Regions from separate parts of the Homo sapiens genome. Here regions 1, 2, 3 and 5 are each linked to region 4. The links are chromatin loops, found by intact Hi-C in ENCODE. Cell type or tissue: heart right ventricle. All regions are shown on one strand. Region 1 overlaps LINC00923 (long intergenic non-protein coding RNA 923). Region 2 has its middle 67 kb from the start of LETR1. Region 3 overlaps LOC101927263 (a long non-coding RNA gene). Region 4 holds the start of LINC02253 (long intergenic non-protein coding RNA 2253). Region 5 overlaps LOC101927263 (a long non-coding RNA gene).

The links. Peaks named below come from ENCODE experiments on the same cell type or tissue, not always from the same donor. Only the 100,000 strongest peaks of a DNase experiment are listed, where the experiment ranks them.
Region 1: it touches region 4 in a loop (4-fold over the local background); 18 of 110 quality-filtered maps call a loop at or near these places.
Region 2: it touches region 4 in a loop (4-fold over the local background); 42 of 110 quality-filtered maps call a loop at or near these places.
Region 3: a loop joins it to region 4, with 4 times the contacts of the local background. A loop is called at or near these places in 51 of 110 quality-filtered maps.
Region 5: it touches region 4 in a loop (8-fold over the local background); 52 of 110 quality-filtered maps call a loop at or near these places.

The regions. Positions count from the first base shown.
Region 1 is chr15:97,743,456-97,747,455 of GRCh38, reverse strand. It overlaps LINC00923 (long intergenic non-protein coding RNA 923), which reads left to right. Exons shown (of 2, transcript NR_024173.1): 2 at 3,973-4,000. Among named protein-coding and RNA genes, the nearest start is that of LINC00923, 130 kb to the left of the region's middle. In heart right ventricle, CTCF peaks have their summits at 1,594 and 1,801 (motif pointing right); no DNase peak of the experiment used is centred here.
Region 2 is chr15:95,258,008-95,262,007 of GRCh38, reverse strand. No RefSeq gene overlaps it. Among named protein-coding and RNA genes, the nearest start is that of LETR1, 67 kb to the left of the region's middle. In heart right ventricle, CTCF peaks have their summits at 2,197 and 2,396 (motif pointing left); a DNase peak (open chromatin) is centred at 2,387; H3K27ac peaks cover 2,022 bases; H3K27me3 peaks cover 190 bases.
Region 3 is chr15:96,363,464-96,367,463 of GRCh38, reverse strand. The region is part of intron 3 of LOC101927263 (a long non-coding RNA gene); the gene reads right to left. Among named protein-coding and RNA genes, the nearest start is that of SCDAL, 23 kb to the right of the region's middle. In heart right ventricle, no CTCF peak of the experiment used is centred here; no DNase peak of the experiment used is centred here; H3K27me3 peaks cover 3,718 bases.
Region 4 is chr15:97,233,471-97,237,470 of GRCh38, reverse strand. LINC02253 (long intergenic non-protein coding RNA 2253) reads right to left here and starts at 3,179. Exons shown (of 8, transcript NR_183855.1): 1 at 2,987-3,179; 2 at 1,152-1,250. In heart right ventricle, CTCF peaks have their summits at 1,714 and 1,917 (motif pointing right); a DNase peak (open chromatin) is centred at 1,970; H3K4me3 peaks cover 639 bases.
Region 5 is chr15:96,354,561-96,358,560 of GRCh38, reverse strand. The region is part of intron 3 of LOC101927263 (a long non-coding RNA gene); the gene reads right to left. Among named protein-coding and RNA genes, the nearest start is that of SCDAL, 14 kb to the right of the region's middle. RefSeq lists enhancers at 1-87, 3,410-4,000. In heart right ventricle, CTCF peaks have their summits at 1,317, 1,526 and 3,329; a DNase peak (open chromatin) is centred at 1,530; H3K4me3 peaks cover 2,929 bases; H3K27ac peaks cover 3,715 bases; H3K27me3 peaks cover 2,175 bases.

The DNA.
Region 1 (4,000 bases), 510 kb before region 4:
TTCCCTCTGTGTGCAGGTGGCCCCGAAAAGGTGGCTCTGCAGCCTGCAGATCAGAGACCCTGTCAAAAATCTCTGCAAAGATGCAGGGATGCCTCCATGCACAAGAAAATTCAGCCTTTTCTCGGATTGCAGAGCCTATGGGCCTGGCAATGAACTTCCCAGATTTCTAAGGAAAAATCCCATGAGCTAAAAATGCCAGCAGCAACTTTTGAGTTCTACTTAATGCTTTATAAATTTGGGTATGTGTGCATATATCTGCATTCATCAAAATTCTTTATCATTGCTTTATGTTATTAAATGTTTTCATGAAGACAGTTAATATGATAACTGCCATTCTCTATAGTTACATGGCTGAGTGAGTGAATATCTTTATTTGGAACAATTTGTCACAACTGGGATCTGGGTGGTTCTGAGAATGCCTTAGAACTGGGTGGGATGGGGTGGCTGAGTGAGAGTGAGGGCAGCCTCTTGAATGGACGGATTTTGTCTCTTCATCTTTCTGATGACCCTGTCTCAGGACTTTCCCCCCCTTATTTCTGTTGATTCTCATTTAAAACAGATCCCTCTGGTATGTGTCACAATTTTGCTTTGCTTAGCTCCAGATTACATTTCCCCTGATACAAAGCACACCTAAAATAATCAAAGGACAAATGAAAGGCCCACTACCCATTCGTACATAACATGCAAACCAATTTTTAAAATTATTTGAGTTTCAGCCTTTTAATTTTAGGACCATAACTTTGCCAAGAGTGGTACTCTAAATTCTTGCCCTTATTTAGGAATTTATGAAACAATTAAGATAGGTTATTACCCTTCCTTGAAGGACAGAAGGCAAGCCATAGGTCAGCTGAGAATATGCTTTTTTGGCAAATATCTAAAGTGTTATTTTGACAGAATATTTTCTAATGTTGTAGGACCTTAAAATACAAACCTGGTTATTTGGGAATCCGTAGAGTATAAAGTATGAAAATATTTGATGATTTTCTTCTTATAAGCATTATAGTACAAGAAAAAATGGTTTTAGTATATGCTAAGTAATGCTGTTATTGGTAGACAGATCTTACAGGGCTAGGTAAAGAATTAAACTGACTTTGCAAGTTGTCAAGCTGATTACACAAATTAACTAGGGACAAATACTTAAATTACTTCTTCTATTGGCTTATCTCTTCAGTTGTATTCCAGAATATTTTTTGAAAATGGAATATTCCTTTAAATTGTCCTCAGATTGATGTCATTATAGTATCATCACCAGTCTCATAAAGTGGCTTGATTATTGTGCTTTAGTAGACAATGCAGGGTTATAAAAGCTGCATCTCCCGTCATGATTTCTCACATGAGTTTCACATCATTGAGCCCCTTCAGCTGTCACGTGCATCAGTGACTGCGTCATGTTATTGAACATAACCTGGAATCAGGAGAAACTGAATAGAGAAGTTTATCGAAATTTAGATGAATAATAATAACAAATTCCAAAAGGTTATTTCTAAACATTTCTAATAAAATATTTGAGTTACTCTTGGATATTTTATTGTCTATGTAGAAAACATGCTACATCTAGTTTCAAATAGATAATTTTACCTCCCTCAACCCTGCAAAGAAAAAAAATCCAAACAAACTGTGTTTGGAATTTAAATGTTAGAAGGTGCTTCAGTCTAATAAATATTTTCCTAATGCGTTAATTGTGATGCTTTCCTTGTGTGAACAGGTTACTTTTGAAGATGATGACTTTCAGCGTCATGAGCGTCATGCTGAGACGCTCTCTATGTAATTCTGAAAAGAGCCGCTAGGTGGGAGTGGTGCCAACAAGGGTAGTTCCGGTCTCTTAAATGAACTAGGTGGGATCCAGAGATTGTGTGATTTCCATCTATGAATATGGCTTCCCACAAAATAGAGCTATTTGTTAAAGCAATAAATAAAATATTCCATTAATTAAAAATTTCCAGTGTTTTATCTGAATCTAAAAAGAAGTACAATCTGAGAAGGAGAAAAAAAGCCATCTAGGTATGTACAAAGGAAGTGCCCATCCAAGACAAACTTCGGCTGTCTTAGTTGCTAATCATTTAGTCCTGCTAGGCTTATGTTACCATCAGGGATAACAATGAAAAGTTACTAAAGCACACATTTTTTACTCTGCTAATAAAAAAAGATTCCTTTTGTAGGCATCTATTGAGAAATTAAAAGAAAAAAATCAGAAAAAATGATATTCTAAGCCATGAAAAAGACCTCCCCAAAATTCCAAAATTTAACATGGGCTAAAGAAATTTTAAATTAACCTTTTCAGCAATTTAAATATACTATTGCAAATATCTAGCAGGCCTAGAAAGAAATTATGAATACAATTATTTTAAAAAGAAAAAAATGGAATACAACTCATAAAGACATTGGATGCTTCCAAAACAGTAGTAAAAAGCACATTCATAGCATTATTAAAGAAAAATAAAATGAAATGAGTTAATCATTATACTCAAGAAATTAGGAAAAAAACTGTAAATATAAAGAAGCAATATTGGTAGGGAATATAATTGACAAGTAAATGGAGAGGTACATCTAAGACACTATTTTTATAAGGAAAACAATTTCAAGACCTATGTCTGGAATTCTCCGTAAGATAATAAAATGGCTAGCTCAAATAAACAAAATTAGAAGTTAGAAATGATGAAACAACAAATATAAAGGAGATAGAAATTATAAATCCTCTAAATCTATGCCAGAATATTGAAGCACTCAGTAAAATAAATCATTTTCTTTTTTGGAAAATATAAAATACTGATATTAATTCCAGATGAAAAAATACTCTGAGTGCGCTAATACCATTTTTAAAAGCATAAATGAATTCTTGTAAATTTTAAAAGGCTAGAATACAAATAAATTTAATCAATATTTAAAATAATGCAGCATAGAGCTTATTCCAGGAATGCAAAAGGAATAAATTCAATCTCACATGCAATTGTTTTATAAAGTAGGGAATATACATCTTGAGTGACTAATACACTTATCAACAATACATCCCCTGTATTCACATAAGAATCAGAAACAAGACATGAATATTGATGATGTCCTTGTTATAATGGAGAATGTGATAAAAATTAAACAATCAAAAGATAAAATAACTGAACATTAATAAGATATTTTATTAAGGTGGCTGAATACAACAGAAATAAATATGAAACTCTCATATGTTTCCTATATACTGTATAAGCAATAAACATTTAGAAGTATAATGGAAACAACTAATTCAGAGGAGAGAATTAATTGAGGGACACATGAAATCCTGTGTTAATTAGGAGATATTTTCAAAAGACAGTATGGCTGTTGCAGTTCCATACTGATTTATTTACAGTTTTAACAAAGTCATCGAAATCCTAGTGTCATTGTTTTGGCACTTTTTTTTTGTTATTAGAAAGTTCAGTGGCTGAATGGAGGGTTGGAATAACCCCAACCCCTGAACAAAAAGACTAAGTAAGGAAGACCTGCCCTAGTAAATAGTAATTTTGTTAAAAGAAAACTGGACATAATTTAGGAAGGTACATTGGTATGAGCATTAGTAGAAGAGATCAATGAAAAAGAATAGAGCACCTTGAGCTAGACCCTCCAATGCAGATGTATTTCAGCAAATGTTTAAGGTGGCATCACAAATTAGTAATTTTTTTCCAAACAAATGAGGTTGAGACAATCGGTATTGACAAAAATGAAGATCACATCAATATATCATTTCAACAGCCCTGGAGGAGTGAGGAGTCCTCCTGAAGTGGCATCAAGGTAGGAATACAGAACCACTGTGCTTGAATTTATGGCAGAACACTTCACATCTGTACTTGCTGCAGATGTTGCAGGGGTCCAGGCTTCCCTGGCTACTGTGCACCCTGAATTCTCATCATCTGCAGTCTGTTTTGTGTGTACCCTAAAAGGACCTAGTCTACCACTCTTATTCTTTCCTTCAACCTTTGCTAATTTTTCTAATCTTGTTTTCAGCAAGAACTCTACATCTTCAACATTTTGT
Region 2 (4,000 bases), 2.0 Mb after region 4:
CTCTTCGATGTGTGAAGAATTTAAATGTCTTGGTCAGGCCTGGGCAAAACCAGGACATCAGATTTGAGGATAGCCTTCCCTCTTGTCTGCCATGCTAAATCTCTACCCTGTCAGGAAATAAACCCAATATCATAATTCTATAACTGATTTTCCTCGGAAGGGATTACATCCAACTTGGTAACCAAGCAGTTGATACTCAGGATAGTTTTGCCTTCTAACGAATTTGTGCCAAAATTCAGAATATCACATTACAGCATTTGCAAAAGAATAGTGTAAAGGCCAGAGAAAAAATGAGCAATGCAGAATATTGCTCCTTAAGTCATCAAAGAAATACAGACAATGTGTCCTATTACGACACCTCAAATACCTGTCACTAACTCCATCCAGCTGTGAGTGTTCAGGAGACAATATTAACAGATGTGTGGTTGGAAATTAGCTGTTTGGGGGGTATTTTTAATGAGATAGTTCTTTATTATTTTTTCTAGAATAAATTCCCCTTCTTTAGTTAGCCTTGATAAAACAGTGTCCAAGGTAAGTCTTGGAATCTCATCAGAAATCTCAAATGATTATTTTAGCTCTTTCAACTTTCTCCTCTTCAAAGCCATTAAACAAAGCAACTAATGAGTAAATATATAGGATGGCTTAAGATTTATTTCTTTCTCCACGGTTTATTCAGAAGTAATAAAATATTAGCAAAGGTAGCCAAGGCGGCTCATGCCAGTAATCCCAGTACTTTGGGAGTCTGAAGTTAGAAGATCACTTGAGGCCAGCAGTTCAAGACCAGCCTGGGTAACATAATGAGACCCCCATCTCTACAAAAATAAAATAAAGTAAATTCGCTGTGTGTATTGGCGTGTGCCTCTAGTTTGAGGTACTTGGGAGGCTGAGATAGAAGAATTGTTTGGGCTCCGTAATTCGAGGCTGCTGCAGTGAGCTATGATTGCATCACTGCACTTCAGCTTGAGTGACAGAGCAAAACCTTACCTTCAAAAAAAAAGGCAGAAAATAGTAAAGTTAAAGAAAAAAATGTTAATAGCCAAATCCCGGGTTGATTTTCATAGATTGAAAACTCAATTTTAGAGGAAAAGAAGGGTCAACTGAATCTTCTGTGTGTCAGGTGCTCACTTAATCTTCCCAATGGAGTCAGTACCTATGAAGTACAAATGAGGTGCCAGAAAGCTGCTATGTTCCAGAACCAAGTCTTTTCTTTGAAAGACTAAATTCTCTGCTTTGTCCCTGCTGCTTTGAGAGTTTGGTTACGTATATGATAAGGCCGTGTAATAATCTTGACATCTATGACTTCTATTTGAAGAACACAACTATGCATCTTTTCTGCATCCTAATAGAAGCAGACCTATTCAGAGACAAGAGTCTTTGTGCATAGTTTCAACTTTCATGCACTTTAGTCACCTGTTTTTTTTTTTTTTTTTAAGGCAGATTTTGACTCCAAAAGTCCAGGATGGGGCCTGAGGTTCTGCATGTCTAACAATTTCCCAGCTGATGCCAAAGCTGCTGATCAGAGTCTACACCTTAAGAAGTAAGGACTGTCAGAGAGCAGTGAGCTGAAGTGCCAGGGTAGAGACTTGGGATAAGGGGCCAAAAGGACTGGCTTCTGTCAAAGTTAAAACTTGGCGCCCCTAGGGAAATTCCTTCAGTGGATTGTGGAGCCATTTGCAAAACAAGGGCTAGTGTAGTCCTCTGGTTGGCTTTTTCACCAGCAGGCTTGAGGTTCTCTACCCATACACAGCTCTCCTGAAGTCCACCGCTGTTTTGTTTGGACAGGCTGGTCTCAAGTCTGAGCTTGCACACAAAGAGCTTATCACCAACACTGGCCTTTCTCTGGCAGCTGTTTTCCTTCCGAGTCCCAGGGCTCTAGTCTGAGGGCAGGAAAAAGGCTTGCTGGAGAAAGAAGGGGTGCTATCAGCAAGCTGTGGTAGATGCCTGGCTTCAAGACCTTGCGGGGGAGTACCTCTCCCACACATACCTCCTTACACACACCCCAAAGATCAGCTTCTCCACTATGTCCTTGCCCTAGAATAAGTATGAAATAAGCAGTTTGATAAATCTATCGGTTTTGTCCATAAAAGCTGGCGAAGAAGCAGAGACTAAATTACTTCCTATAATAAAACAAGGAATTTCTATAAATTACAAGGACTGAATGTCAAGTCCTACAGAAAAACCTGCTCATGGGCATATGTGTCCGTGATGGAACAACACATATCCCACCAGCATGAGGTCAGGCATATGAAATCAGTATGAGGTATATGAGTGCCACATCTAGGAGAACTGATAAAAATCAGAGTCGTTGTCAGCTGTGTAAATTGAGAGGAAAAGGCGCCTTCAGCGACTTCCTTTGGGGAAGGCTTGTTTTGTGCTGGTGAACTGCTCCCCCTGGTGGATCAGAAATCGTCATGGTCGGGATTCCATTCTGAAGGGAGCAAACATGCTCTGGAGAAAACTGGGCAGTTGCAGGTATAGAGATATCCTCCCAAAAAAAGCTAATTTCTGAGCCCCCAGAAATACATTGAATACCTTCTGGGACCCTAACTGAGTCTTAGTGTGGCCATGATGTGAATTGCAAAGTTTGTCTTCCCACATTATTGGAGTTGTCTTGTGTATTCTCATTATTATGGTTGTTTCAAAATTGTGGCTGTATATTGATTTGAGAGATACGGAAAAGTCTTAAGTCCTGTATTTTATTTTATTTCCACTTTAAAAGCAATTCTGGATATTTACAAGGGGAAAAAGACCAACAGCGAGGAGAACATTTTTCTGTGAAATCATTTGTTTCCCTTACTGTCTACTTTTAACTGCTCTCTCTGAGGTGGTCATGTCGATTGTGATTAATTTATGCCTGGGCCTCTTGTTCTACTTCCCTCAACCTAAAAATAAGTTTTGTGATTTTCTCAGGATGAAATTTCTACTTTCATTATTTATGTCAGTGCCAATAGAGATAGTTTATGTTGTTGTTTTCATTAAAGAGATTTTTTGTATGCCCTGCCATGCACAAAGAGGAGATTTTGCAGGTCAGGCAGAGATGAAAATCTCTGACAACACTCTTACTCTTTCGAACATTCTGCAATGAGGATTGCAGCTTCAGTCCAAACAGTGTATAAGCTAAATAAGGAAGTGTTTTAAATATTTATTTAACAAGACATATTTTAAATAACCTACATATGTAAATAGAGTTCTTAGCCTGTACATTATTGCCAGGTCGATTCTCATGTTCTGATATATAATTAATTACTGGTTTATTCCTCTGTAAACCGAAGCAGGGAATAATTCCGTGATGCCAGGTCACTGATGTCAGCAAAATGTAATACCCTTTGTCAGTGGGATCTGTGCAGGAGAAATTGAGACTGTAAAATCTGTGATGGTGGGTGCCAAAAGGTGTCCAAAAAACAAGTTCCTATCTCCATTTTAGTTGTTTTCTCCTGATGTGTAGACTTTTTCTCTATGTTACCTAAGTGGGATTAGAATGCACATTTTTTATGTTAATGCAAACTCAGAATGCCTATGCAGTCTAAACTATGCATTTTATAAGTCACCTAAAGTGTCATCTAAAGTAAATGCATATCATGACCATTTTAAGCAGCACTATTATATTTAGAAACAATAACAACACAAATATCAATCATTTTGGTAATTCTTGATCATTGAAAAAATGAATTTTTAAATGTTTAAGCAAAATCCACAAGTCATTTTTAACTTTTTGAGAGAAAAATATGGCGATATGTATGTATATATATATAATTTTGTTTTCACTTAAATGAGCACCTGTCTTTCAAATTACTCTACTAAAAACTTCTAAAGGGCAAAAATTCTGAACATCAAATTTGTCAAGGGTATAGATAGCCCTAGGAAAGAAAAAAGCAGGCAAAAATGTGGCACCTTTTCTCCTTAGACTTCATTTCTGATGATGTAAAATAAGTAATCATCTCCAATACCTTAGCACTTTGCTCGTTTGGGTCAGTGGTGCAACAAGCATATTTCATTTAAA
Region 3 (4,000 bases), 870 kb after region 4:
ATTGGCGATACCTCGCCACTTGTGTTATAGCACGAGCATTTCATGCTAAACTTTAAATAGCATTCCATGAAATTAATACCAACCAAAGGGGGAAAAAAGGCAAGATGGGGGTTGGGGAGGTGGCGGCTGGCTTTCCAGGGTGGCGGTAAATCGTGACTGTACTCCATATGTTAAAATCCGGAGGGAGAGCTGGAGGAAGGGGAGAATCCCTCACCAGTCAGCCTCTGCAATCATTTAAATAAAGGTAAAATTAACATTCGCTCCTTTGAAGTTAGAGTGAAGATGGCTTAAAAGAGGATTTTATTTAGTGGGTGTCATATCAAAACGAGAAGAAAGGCGATGCCTCGCCTGGAGATTTTAGTTTCATAATATTTTTTAAAACATTATTTTAGAAAAGGCCAAAATGGCAACTCAGGTGTCCCACCGCGTTCTCACGGTCCCCTAGGGCTGTGGACCTCTCCCTACAGGCACGGAATGCTCAGTTTTCTCACGCTGGGGGTAGAACAGCCAGAAGATGCCTCCGCAGGTTCCTTTCTCCCAACTCTACATTTGACTAGGACCCGGAGTGTGTTTGTGTCTGACTCCTGGAGGGGGCAGGACCCAGGGCACTGCGCTTGGGACCTGGCCTGGGCCACGGCTGCCCAGCCTCTAGCCCCCCTTGGCGGCCCACCTGCGCCTGGCGCGTTTCTTGATACCAGTGGCGCCCCCCACAACCAGCGTGTCGGGTCAGGAGGGGTAGAGCAGATAAGAAGGTTGCACTCGGGGTGTCCCGACTCGGGGCCAGCCAGACAGGAGCGAGCTGGGGCCCAGCCCTTGATACAGCTCCTGACGGCCCCGGAGCAGACTGTGCGGCGACCGCCCTGCCCCAGGCGCACCGGAGAGCTCTAGCCCTTGCGCAGCCAAAATGGTTAGGGTTGTTTTCGGCTTTGTTTGCTTTTAAATCTATAGGCGCCGTTTCATCTCAAGCTCTGCTCAGCCTCTGACCTCCTGTTCGCAATTCTCCTCTGGACCCTGACTTTTTTGGAGGGGGGCGGGTTAAAGTGAGAATGGGATGGAGAGAGAAATGTTACTCGCCTGTCCTTGGGTCCCAGGGCTGGCGATGGCAGGAAAAGGGGACCCATCACTATAACCGGAGGTCGCCGGCCGCCTGTGATCTGGGGTTGCCGCCCTCGTCCCCCGCCCCCTGGAGTTCCTGTGTAAAAGTTTCAGAAAACACATCCCGCACAGGTCCCTAACCGGGTCCAAGTTGCCTGGGTCTCGCCGCCCTTCCTGGCTGGAGAAAAACCCTGTTTTGTGAGCAAAGTAGACGGCCCTCAAGACCGCTTCTTGTAGTGTTTTTACGGAGGCTCCTGCCAGCTCTGCATTCTCACGAAGAGTTATCCCAAGACCTCCCACATCCACCAGAGGAGACCTGAATCCTTCTCCGGCCTAGTTCAGGGGACATCCCGGGCACGCAGCACGCCCGCGGTGGCGTGCATCCCAGCGAACCCTAGCCAGGCTGCGCGGCCTCCCTGCTGGGGCCAGTTCGCGGCTCAGGCTCCGAGGCGGCACTGTCCCTACTCGGCCGAGGGTCCCCTCCTACCTCTCCCTGCTCCCTTGCGGTCATCCTGTCGCCCGTTTTTCTCTTCTGGTGCTTCTCCTGGACACCAGGACGGGCCCCACCGTATTTACTGCACAAAACCCCACTTTTAAAGCCCGGTTAGGGGCCTCCGTCCTTTGTAGGAGACTTAGAAAAAGCGAAATTGAGTGCCCCGTGGGTGGCCCTTCTACGAAGAGAAGACTCTCCTTCGTTTGCGCCTCTGCTCAAGTGCTTTAAAGTTACACTAAGGACCTGCTCTCTATTCCTTTACTGTGGACGGAGTGGGGTGGGGGCGGGGGCAGGGGGAATGGAGAAGCCGATCTGAGGATAGTAGCTGCTCTGTAGACACTGGCTGCTCTCCTCCAAAGCTCCAGGGTGGGAATTTCTCCACCAGAATTGCAATGAGGGTGTCTGGGAGGTTTCTGAATGTAGGACTTCAGAGGCACTCACATTCCATTTCACCTCCCCAGCCCTCATCCTGGAGTCACCAAACTCAGGGTGCCAGGGCCAAGTTGTCCTCCCTGGCTTGGCATACCAGAGCTGTTCATCTGGGACCTGTTCAGCCCGCCAAGCAGTTTTTGGGGTTCTGCCTCTGCCTCCAAGTCCTGGTGTTTGTGGTGGCTGCCCCAGCCTTGCAGAAGTGGGAGGAGTAAAAGCTTTGAGCTTATAAATCCACTTAAAGCAACTATTACACTTTTCCCTTTCTGACCATGTGTGAAACAACATATATTATTAACAACTTGAGTCTATAATTCAGGAAACAGGAGATATTTTTTATACAGGTCTCTTCTTTCTCCACTGTAGGGACCCTCCTCAGCAGAGATCTCCTAATATATGCAGTTAAGGAGAGGTTTCAGGAATCCAACATCTGCTCATGTTGGTTTGAAAGTTAATGAAACTCGACTGTAATTCAGATTATTTCCAAAAGTATCTTGTTCATTTCTCTGAAACAGTCAGGTGAAAATTACAACCTGCAAACTGATGCTAAGTTGGTCCTTTTTCTGCTCACCCTAAAGTTGGCCAAACCAATAGCAAATAATTTTAGATGATTCAGGTTTTGGCATAATTGCCATCACATCTTGTTCCCAAGGTGTTCTCCAGTTGGTCCACTGCCTGTCTACCAGCTCCTCGGCATCTACTCAGCCTGGTTCCATTCTAGAGTTCCTTAGTTTGATTTGGTCTCATAGAATGCCCGTCCCCAGGTCCTCTTATTTCCCACCCCACCCCACCCCCACCACCACCAGATCAATCACAGAGACAATTGATTTTGTTGTGTCCTGTTCAAACCAGAAAGTGCTGACATCTTGGGCAGTGGGCAATAACTCTCATGGAATATCAGACAAACAGGCCAATGTCCGGATTTAGGGATCAAAGTTGTGTGTGCACACATATATGTTGAAGTGCGTATGCATGTAATCACGTTCATACACCTGACTGTGTATACAAATGATAGTGTTGAGAAATTGAGACAAATTTTCAATGTAATGCCAGAGTATAAACTGAGTGAGAAATCATATTAGTCTGGATAAATGAAGAGGTGAATCACACCTAAATGTCTAGGAGTAGATCATTAATTATGAAATTCGAGACTCTTTTGAGCATCCTATGCTTGCTAGAAATGAACCATCTTTTTTTTTCTTTTATTGAAAATAAGACCCTAAATTCCTTTTGACTGAAAGGAAGTTATCAGACAAGATGCAATTTTCTCTTTCTTTACTGACAACTCTGTCATCCAAAGGATCACAGCCATGTCAGGGTGTCTGTCTTAGAAAGAAAAAAAAGAGAGAGAGAGAGAGAGAGAGCTAGTGAGAGAAGCCCTGATGCGCGTGGCCATCTTTGCATCAAAATTTTCCAGACCTCTATTTTTGATTGTGATCCCACTGATCTGAGTTTGAAATGCGAACGCAGTGAAGCCCCTAAGCCTTCAATCGTGTGAAATTTTCAAAAGATCTCTAGAAGCAATCTCAGGCTGCCTGACCCCTGACAGGCACCGATCTCTTTATTCCTCTCTCTGCCAGCACTTCATTTGTCGGAATATCTTTCAGATTTGCACCTCCAGATGACAAACCTGAGTGTTTATTATGTGTACATGAATCGGAAATCTTCAAGCCCGGACAAAAGCACCATTTTAAACATAATATTTAATTTCCCAGCCTAAGTGTCTGCTTCTTTATTTGCTTTTCATTAGCTTAAATATTTTTTCCAAGTCTCCCCATGTGTCACTTTGATATTTAGATGATTCTCTCTTCTAATCGTCATTTCCCCCTTGAAAAATCCCCTGTTGCCCGCGACTGCTGGGCTCACACGGCAACGTCACCGTGCGGCCGTTGGCGAGGACTCAGCTCGACGCACAGCAGTTCAGGGAGCGCGGGGTGGGGGGCGCGTCTCCAGACAAGGTAAGGGCCGGAGGGCTGCCAAAGA
Region 4 (4,000 bases):
AAAGAAAACGATATCGATTCTAAAAGGAATAGCGTGTTTTGTAATGTTAATGGCTTGAAACCTCTTTTTTCCCAATGCAGAATCTCTGTGAGAAAACAGTGGTCCTCATTAATGCCTTGCGCACAGACTCCTCATTGTTTTTACTTGTGCTATTTCTTTGCACTTGGATGCAGAAGCAATAAATTTCCAGGGAAATGAAACTCACTTATCAGATTTCCCAGCATCAAGTTTCATATTAGGAGTGAAAAAATCAGTCTAACTGGACTCAATATAGCTGTAAACCAATATATGTAAGCAGTATCAGAGATTAAGCCGTCATCGTTGCATTTGTGAGCTTCCCATTTCAATCTGGAAGGAATAACCATTTTCCTAGCTGTTATTTAATGATGTAAAATATTCCTTAAAACAATAAATCAAATCAATTCAGGCAACATTCAAAAGACCAAATATTGTTCTCTTTGAAAGAAAAGCATGAATCACATGAGCACATTTTCCCTCTAAAATGTTAATTTCTTAAATTTTAAAGGGAGTAATACTTTTACTCTTTTAGTGATGCTATCAAAGGTACTAAAAATCAGTTTATAAGGCAATCTGAAGATTCTCATTTAGCAAAAAAGTTCTTATTCCAAAGTCTTTGCTTTTTTAATTCAAGATCAAGTTCTAACCAATATAATTTGCTTAAAATTATTTTAGTTTACTATAAGGCACTTCCCTTTTTACCAAGAAAATATTCAGAGTCTCATATAAAAATATAAAGTTATTATTAAAATATGCAGCAATAACCGCGAATGAATTTATGTTTATCATTGCCCTGCTCGTTTGGTGAATGGGGAATGACTGAGATGCACTATAATTATTGGTTTCTCTATTTTATGTTTGGATTTTTACAAACATGCACATACAAACACAAATGCACACAATAAATGTATGTACAAGTTATTGCATATACTATGTATACTTAAAATTCTAATTAAAGCAGTTAGCTATGACTCTCATTTAGCAGCACGTAAAATGAGTAATTATGCTTGTTGAAAGAGGCTACGAAACAGCCTTAGCAACTGTGAAAGAGCATCTCATAGATCTGCAACCTTTAAACCAAAAAGTTGGTAGAGAGAAAAATCAGAAAGTAAAAACCAAATGTGATATCTTACCAGTGCTCTCTCTGCAAGTGTGCTGTGATGTATTGTTTATAAGCGATGTTTTCAACTTATAGTGCAAGAGTCCAGCGTCCTTCCTGCAAAAGCACATGCCTGCAGATTTAACCAAAATTTTCAAAGATTCAAAACGTGATAGCCATTTTATGAATACCTTCAATCCAGAGCATCTGCACAGTGTCTAAATTGAACATTTAGACAAATAATTTTAATTTTAAACTCCTCTTTAAGGAAAAACTTTGTTTAAAAAAAAAACACTTAAGGACCTAATTGTACACAAAAGATACTGTTCACAGACATTTATGCATTTGTAGTTTAGAAGAATGTTTTAAGATCATATATAAAATTATTTTGTACAATGGAATAAAAGAGAAAATAAGAAAGAAAAACAAAAACGAAAACAAGAAGATCCGTGCTGTGGCGAAAGAGGAAATAGAAACGGTTGAAGTTCTAACTCACTGGGCACTTGCAGCTCACCTCTGTTGAACAACTGGCCTTGAGAACTTTGTCAGTTACGTTTTATTCCACAAGTTTGTTGTTTCTGAATCCTCATTTTCACTTTTATAGATGGTCAGACAAGGCTTAAATAGTGCATCGATTTATTGCTATATATCAATTTCTAAAACAACTTAACCAAATCGCACTTATTGTCCTTTAATTAATATGTGCTCTTTAAACTTTATTTTTTTCTTTAAATATAGTCATTGCAGTTACAAATCTGCCCAGATCTCCAAATTCACCTACAGAGTGCCCAGAAAGTCCACCGTTCCCTTTCTGATCTCTGCCACTAGGAGGCACTGCAGCCTGCTTTATGAAGGGGATGAAATCTGGCGAAGTGAATATTCCACACAACTATGGCTCCGGTGTCATTCCCTATTTAATGGCTGTCAGTGAGGGGGAAAGACAACGCGGCGGGTAATTAAAACCAAATTGCAGGCAGGAGATGACTGCACAAGAATGATATTGTCATTAATACTGATTTAACATGCACCTGGGTAAGGTGAGGGAGTGCGGCAAGGGAATTCACACTGAAGCCAGGGTTGCCTGATTTAAAGATGTAGTGTTTCCAGCTGAAGCATGTTTAAAAACTGAATAAAACCATCATATTATGACAGCAGAAATAAAATGGAAACAAATGTTCTACATATGTCTGTAAAGAAAAAAAAACTTCTATTTGTTGTAGCTTCGTGGACGGAGCATGTGCCTCCTCTTCTGAAGTTCAAAAGTATTTTTGCAGAAGGCTTTCTTCCCCTGTTGTTGGCTTCTCCTGAATAGGTTTGTAATCTGCTCATGTAGTTTTCTGTTTTCACAAGACTGTGGAGCTAGAACATTTTGGGAGAGATATTTACCCCATGGGACTCAGGATTTTCCAATCATGAACACCTTGCTGAGGCCATTGAAATCTAGGACTGAAAGCTTGTCAAAGGTGTGGGCAATATTGTTAATAGTATGAAGCAGGTGGCTCACTAAAGTGAATTCCAACCCCCCCCCCCCCAAAAAAGAAGAGGATTTCTCATCTTAGCATCCCTGAAATCTCTTTAAAAATTTTAATGATAAATGGCAAAACCCAGGAAACAACCACTAATCTAAGTTCAAATTAAGTAGTCTATTTTACTTAACATACGTAAAATAATCTAGCTAATATCTTTCCATATTCACTAAAAATTTCCATATTATGGCTTAGGCTAAATTTTACATTTGTTGTCAGAGGAAAAATATCGTGGTCTAGATCATGTACAAATTAAAAGCAACCTCCTATTTAAAGGGTTATTGGATGTTTCAGGCAGAAAATGTGCCGAAGATTCGTTTACAATGGTTGCAGTTCACCCTACCATGTCCAGAGTTTGCTCCTTCCGGTGGATTCGTGGTCTCGCTGACTTCAAGAATGGAGCCCCGGACCTTGGCTGTAAGTGTCACAGCTCTTAAAGATGGCATGGACCCAAAGAGAGAGCAGCATTAAGATTTATTGTCAAGAGCGAAAGAACAAAGCTTCCACAGACGGGAAGCGGACCTGCGCTGTTTGCCGTTGCTGGCTGGGGTAAGCAGCTCTTATTCCCTTATTTTTCCTGCCCATGTCCTGCTGATTGGTCCATTTTACAGTGTGCTGATTGGTCCATTTTACAGTGTCCTGATTGGTGCATTTTACAAACCTCTAGCTAGCTACAGAGCACTGATTGGTGCGTTTTACAATCCCAGCTACAGAGTGCTGATTGGTGCATTTTACAATCCTCTTGTAAGACAGAAAAGTTTTCCAAGTCCCTCCACCCAGAAGTCCAGCTGGCTTCACCTCTCACGACATTGAAAACGCTGTTCTGATTGATAAATCTCCTTCTGGTTTCACCTTAAATGAAATGTGTGCATTATAGAAATTGTTACCCTTCTGCCCAGCTCCAAAAGAGATGAATCATTAGGGATGTCATGAAGATTTTTAATCACATCATAAAGAAAGTAAATTCAAAGAGCATTCGTTCGGCAATAAAGAACATATTATTGAGAAAGAGCTCACTAAACAAGGTCAGGTAGGGAAAAATGATCAAATGTCATGGCTGCTGGATCTAGACCATGAGAGTTTTTTTCATGCCCAAATCATGATTTACAGAACAGTGATCAAATCTTCTAAATTTATTCCACAATACTTGGCTATTTACATTTTTAACGGGTTTTACATTTACAGATCTTTTATTTATCTATTTGTTGGTTTGTTTCATTTCTTCATTTTTGGAGATGGTCGCTGGACTCAGGAGCAGGTAGACATATAAAAAGCGCAAGTAAGCCTAATAACATTGAAAAATGGATAAAAGTTGGGACTTCTGCCTTTATGAAGCAGTACACATATTCTGTTCTAT
Region 5 (4,000 bases), 880 kb after region 4:
AGGTTAAAGCCTCATCTGACTTCATTACTTTTAAAAGCTGTCTATTTCACAACTGTCACTTTTCATCACTTAGCTCAAATAAATACTTGAAGAAATGAATTGGAAGAGACTTTCAGATCATGTTTATAATTCTTGGTCGCCGCGTTAACATTCCTAATGACCTGACCCTCTGAGTTTCTGCAGACTTCTAAATTGGGCCGAAAATTCCTCCTTATATACTAGAAAACTTCAAGGAAGGTGAGGTGGCCGGAAATGCGACTCAAGGGAGAAGTGCAGCGGCTGCATGTGGAAGGCAGGGTGTTGTCGCAGCAAAGCATCCCAGCAGCTGCGAGGGCCCAGGCCCGAGACCCAGGGCCACAGAGAGGGGGACAGCTCACGGGTCAGGGGATTCACATGGAACCAGCTGCTGACAGGAGGGCCCCAGCCTAGCAGCCGCGCCGCCCGCCCGCGTTCCTCGGGTCCCGCCGACCAGGCTGCAAAACCACGAGAAAATTCATGCCAGAAGGAAACGCTGTTCATTGGGACTATTACTATTATTCTATCACTGTTTCAAAAATGATTTTAAAGGGCCCCTACGACCGCAGATGAGGAGTGGCAGAGTGAGAGCCATTTTCTCCCAGTCATCTTCGACTCAGAGCTTGTGAGACACCCAGAAAGAGCAGAAGCATGGAAACGAAATCGTACGCACTGAAGTCCGTTCAATAAATTGAAATAGTTTCTCCAATTTTGCTACCATTTGCCCAAGCCTTCTAGTATTACCAGCCGGTGGTAATACTTTCACTTTCTCTCTCTCTCTCCCTCTCTCTTTCAAGCTCTCTCTCTCTCTCTCTCTCTCACACACACACACACACACACACACACACACACAACCAGTTCTAAGAAATAGGAGGAAAAATACAGAAAAAAAAAAGCGAAAGGAGAGGTAAGAAAAAAAAACTACAGAAAATAAAAGGAAAAGGAAGGGAAGAAAAAGGAAATGAGAGAAAAGAAGAAAGCAAAGGAAAACCCAAAAACTATATATCTTTTCTTTTTTAGTTTGGGGGACAACGATAGAACACATATTTTCCTTATTTTTTTCTTTGAAAAAGAACAACAAGAACAACAAAAAACCCTAAGCTGCGTCTCTGAGCTTGTGGTGGATTGGGCGCTTGCTCGGTGTGCCTGGGCCGAGGCTGACTCCAGCGCGCCGCTCGCCGTGCCTGGGGACCTGCAGCCCCAGCCTCCGCCCCGCCCGGGAATTTCGAAGATTTCCCCCGAGCGGCGGCGCGCGGAGTGTGCTCCGGAACTCGCCATCACAGCGCTCCCCGCCGCCGCCAGCCTTCCCCAGTCGTGGCCTCAGGCCTTCGCCCACCCTGCGGACCGCTCCGCCTAGGTGGGTCTGAGCGCTCCCGATTTTCCGCTCAGAGGCTTTAGGAACCCCGAGTTAACATTGCTCGGTGGCCGCTGCCTCGCTGCGTGGACGCGGCGGCGGATGCGCTCGGTGGCGAAAACCCGGGCGCGCTGCCGTACCTTGGAGCGCCACCTCGCTGCAGAAACTGGAATGACGCCGCCAAGCCTCCCAGCCTGCGGCAGCCTAATTGTACGTCACCCGGACTTTTTCCGTAATCGAAACCCTCAGAGAAGCCGCAACGCACAGGTCTTCTGACGGGTTAAAAACCATTATCTGTGACCGACAGATCCCACAGTGGCTGCATTGGGATGAAGGGAAAATAACAGAAGAAGGAGAAAAATATATAGGCACAATTTCACCAAGTCTAAAGTAGTCACTCAAGCTGGGGAGCTGCTTTCCTAGAAAGGAGAAGATAAATGAGACGTGGTCTTTAGGAAGCCACTAGTTCGGGCCCCGTGTATTTCCGGCCATTCAGCTGCGGCCAGTGCAGATGTCTCCCATGAGGTGGTGCCTATAAAGTCATCCCTTCCCAATTATGATTTCCACCAAAATTCATTTATTCTGGTCAGTCCAGCATTAGAGGGGTTCTGCAGTGCCAGTCTCCAGCCTACTGGGACACTGTACCCACAGCTTTTGGCTTTGCTGACTAAATAACCACAAAATATAGCCCCCAACACGTACACCTGTCCGCCGGTGAAAGTAGCAACTGGCAAGAATTGCAAATTACACAGCCTCTCTTTCCAAGGTGCAACTGGGCATTTGACACTATTTTATCCAGTTGATAACTTAACAGGTTTGCCGCAATCTTATATCCACACGACCATAAAATATACAGAAAATTTAACCCACTTATATGGTGAGCCTTTGCTTCAATGTGTCTTCAAAGTGCACCATCCCAGAGATGGGTGTTATAAGTTAAAACAAATGTTACATGCCAAACATGGTTTTAAAAATACAGCATCTCTGTCATGGTCCAGTGAGGATTTGTGTGGTTTCTTTGTTTTGAAGGGAGGTACAGAACCTTTATTTAATGTAGTTTTTATTACAAAGTTCAAATCCTTTTTTTTAAAAGGAGCTCTGTGGATCCTACAAATAATGGGAGCTGAACTGGGGACTATAGGGTGGAGATAGAGTTTATCTGGTGTTGTATAAGCCCCTGTATTTCCCTGCCTGAGCAATCCCAACATAGAGATCGCTTCTTGAAACTCCGCAGTCCCCTGAGTTAGCGGGGTGAGCCCCCAAAGGGCAGGCAGGGGATAGCGTGAGTGCCCCTTCTCCCTGTAACCAGGGCTCCTCCTTGCTGATTAGGAGCTCTCAGATCTTGCTCAGAAATTACACGGCTGCGCCAGGAAAATAGCCAGGTTGGCTTTCTGGCTGGTTTGTCTCTTCTCCATCAGGCTAGGAAAGATTCCTGTGAGACCACACAGGAGAAAGGCCCCAATTTCCTAGCAGGACTTCAGTGAGCATCCCTAGTAACTGCCAGCTAAGGAGGGGTGGCCCGGGCCCTGGGGGTCTTGAGGCCTAGGCATGGGGGTGGGGGTGAGAGTTGGTGCTAACATGGGGAGAAGGCAGCTGATGAGAGATAATGGGAGCTCAGAGGGAATTCCCAAGAGGGTCCTGGGGCCCACTGAGGGCCAGCAGTGAGGAACTAGGACAAAAACCGAGGAGAGGAAGGCATAGGAAATGATAGGTGTGAACCTGCACGCCTACAGTTTGGAAAAGGAGTTCTAAACTGGAAAAGGTTTTGTGTGTCTCTCTCTTTCTGTCTCTCTCTCTCTTCCCCCCCTCCACCCCCTTCTTCTCTCCCTTCATTTCTCTCTTCTCCACCCCTTCCTCTTCTCACATTCAGGTTTTCTGGGGTTTTTTTCGCCCAATAATGCCTGGAGATGAAAAATGATTTTTGTTGCTATTACACTTCCTACCGCAAGATGCAGTGCAAGGCGGCTGAGTTTGTATTACAACTATGTCACAATGTTTCACTGATGCAAAACATGTAGCCAGAGGGTGTTGCTAATGACTCCTGGATTAGAGTGAGATTGAGACTGGGAGAAAAAGAAAAAGAGAGAACAAGAGACAGAGGAAGGGAGGAGAGAGAAGAATGTCATTAGAGAACGAGGAAAATCACTGTATAATCACCTCTAATAATCTAATCAGGATATTTTCAGATTTCAAGGTTCTCTCCATGCTTAAGAGTGTGAGCTAGAGAGAGACCATTATCCTTTTAAACACCACAAAGGTTTTTTTGCATGTTAATAACTATTAATTATGTTTACAGCCAGTTAAGTGAAGAACTCTCCTTTGGAAAGAAACTTTGGAAAACGCTTAATAGCAGATTAAAGCCTTTTCCTGGAGCCGAGGTCGCTTGGAGGGAGGTGGGGGCCGGGTAATCACCCAAGGGTGTGCGGAGCCCGAGGCGGCTAGCAGAGGCTCAACGCCCCCGCCAGTGGTCGTGCACACAAATGTGCAAACGCCTGTGACGGGCTGCGGGGACCCAGGGTGCCCCGTCGGACCCGTGGCGGAACTCCTAGGCGCAGCCAGCCGCACGGGCTCGGCTTCCGCTCGGTCTTGGCAAAAATGTCCCTCCGGGCTCCGAACTCCCCGGCGCCCTCC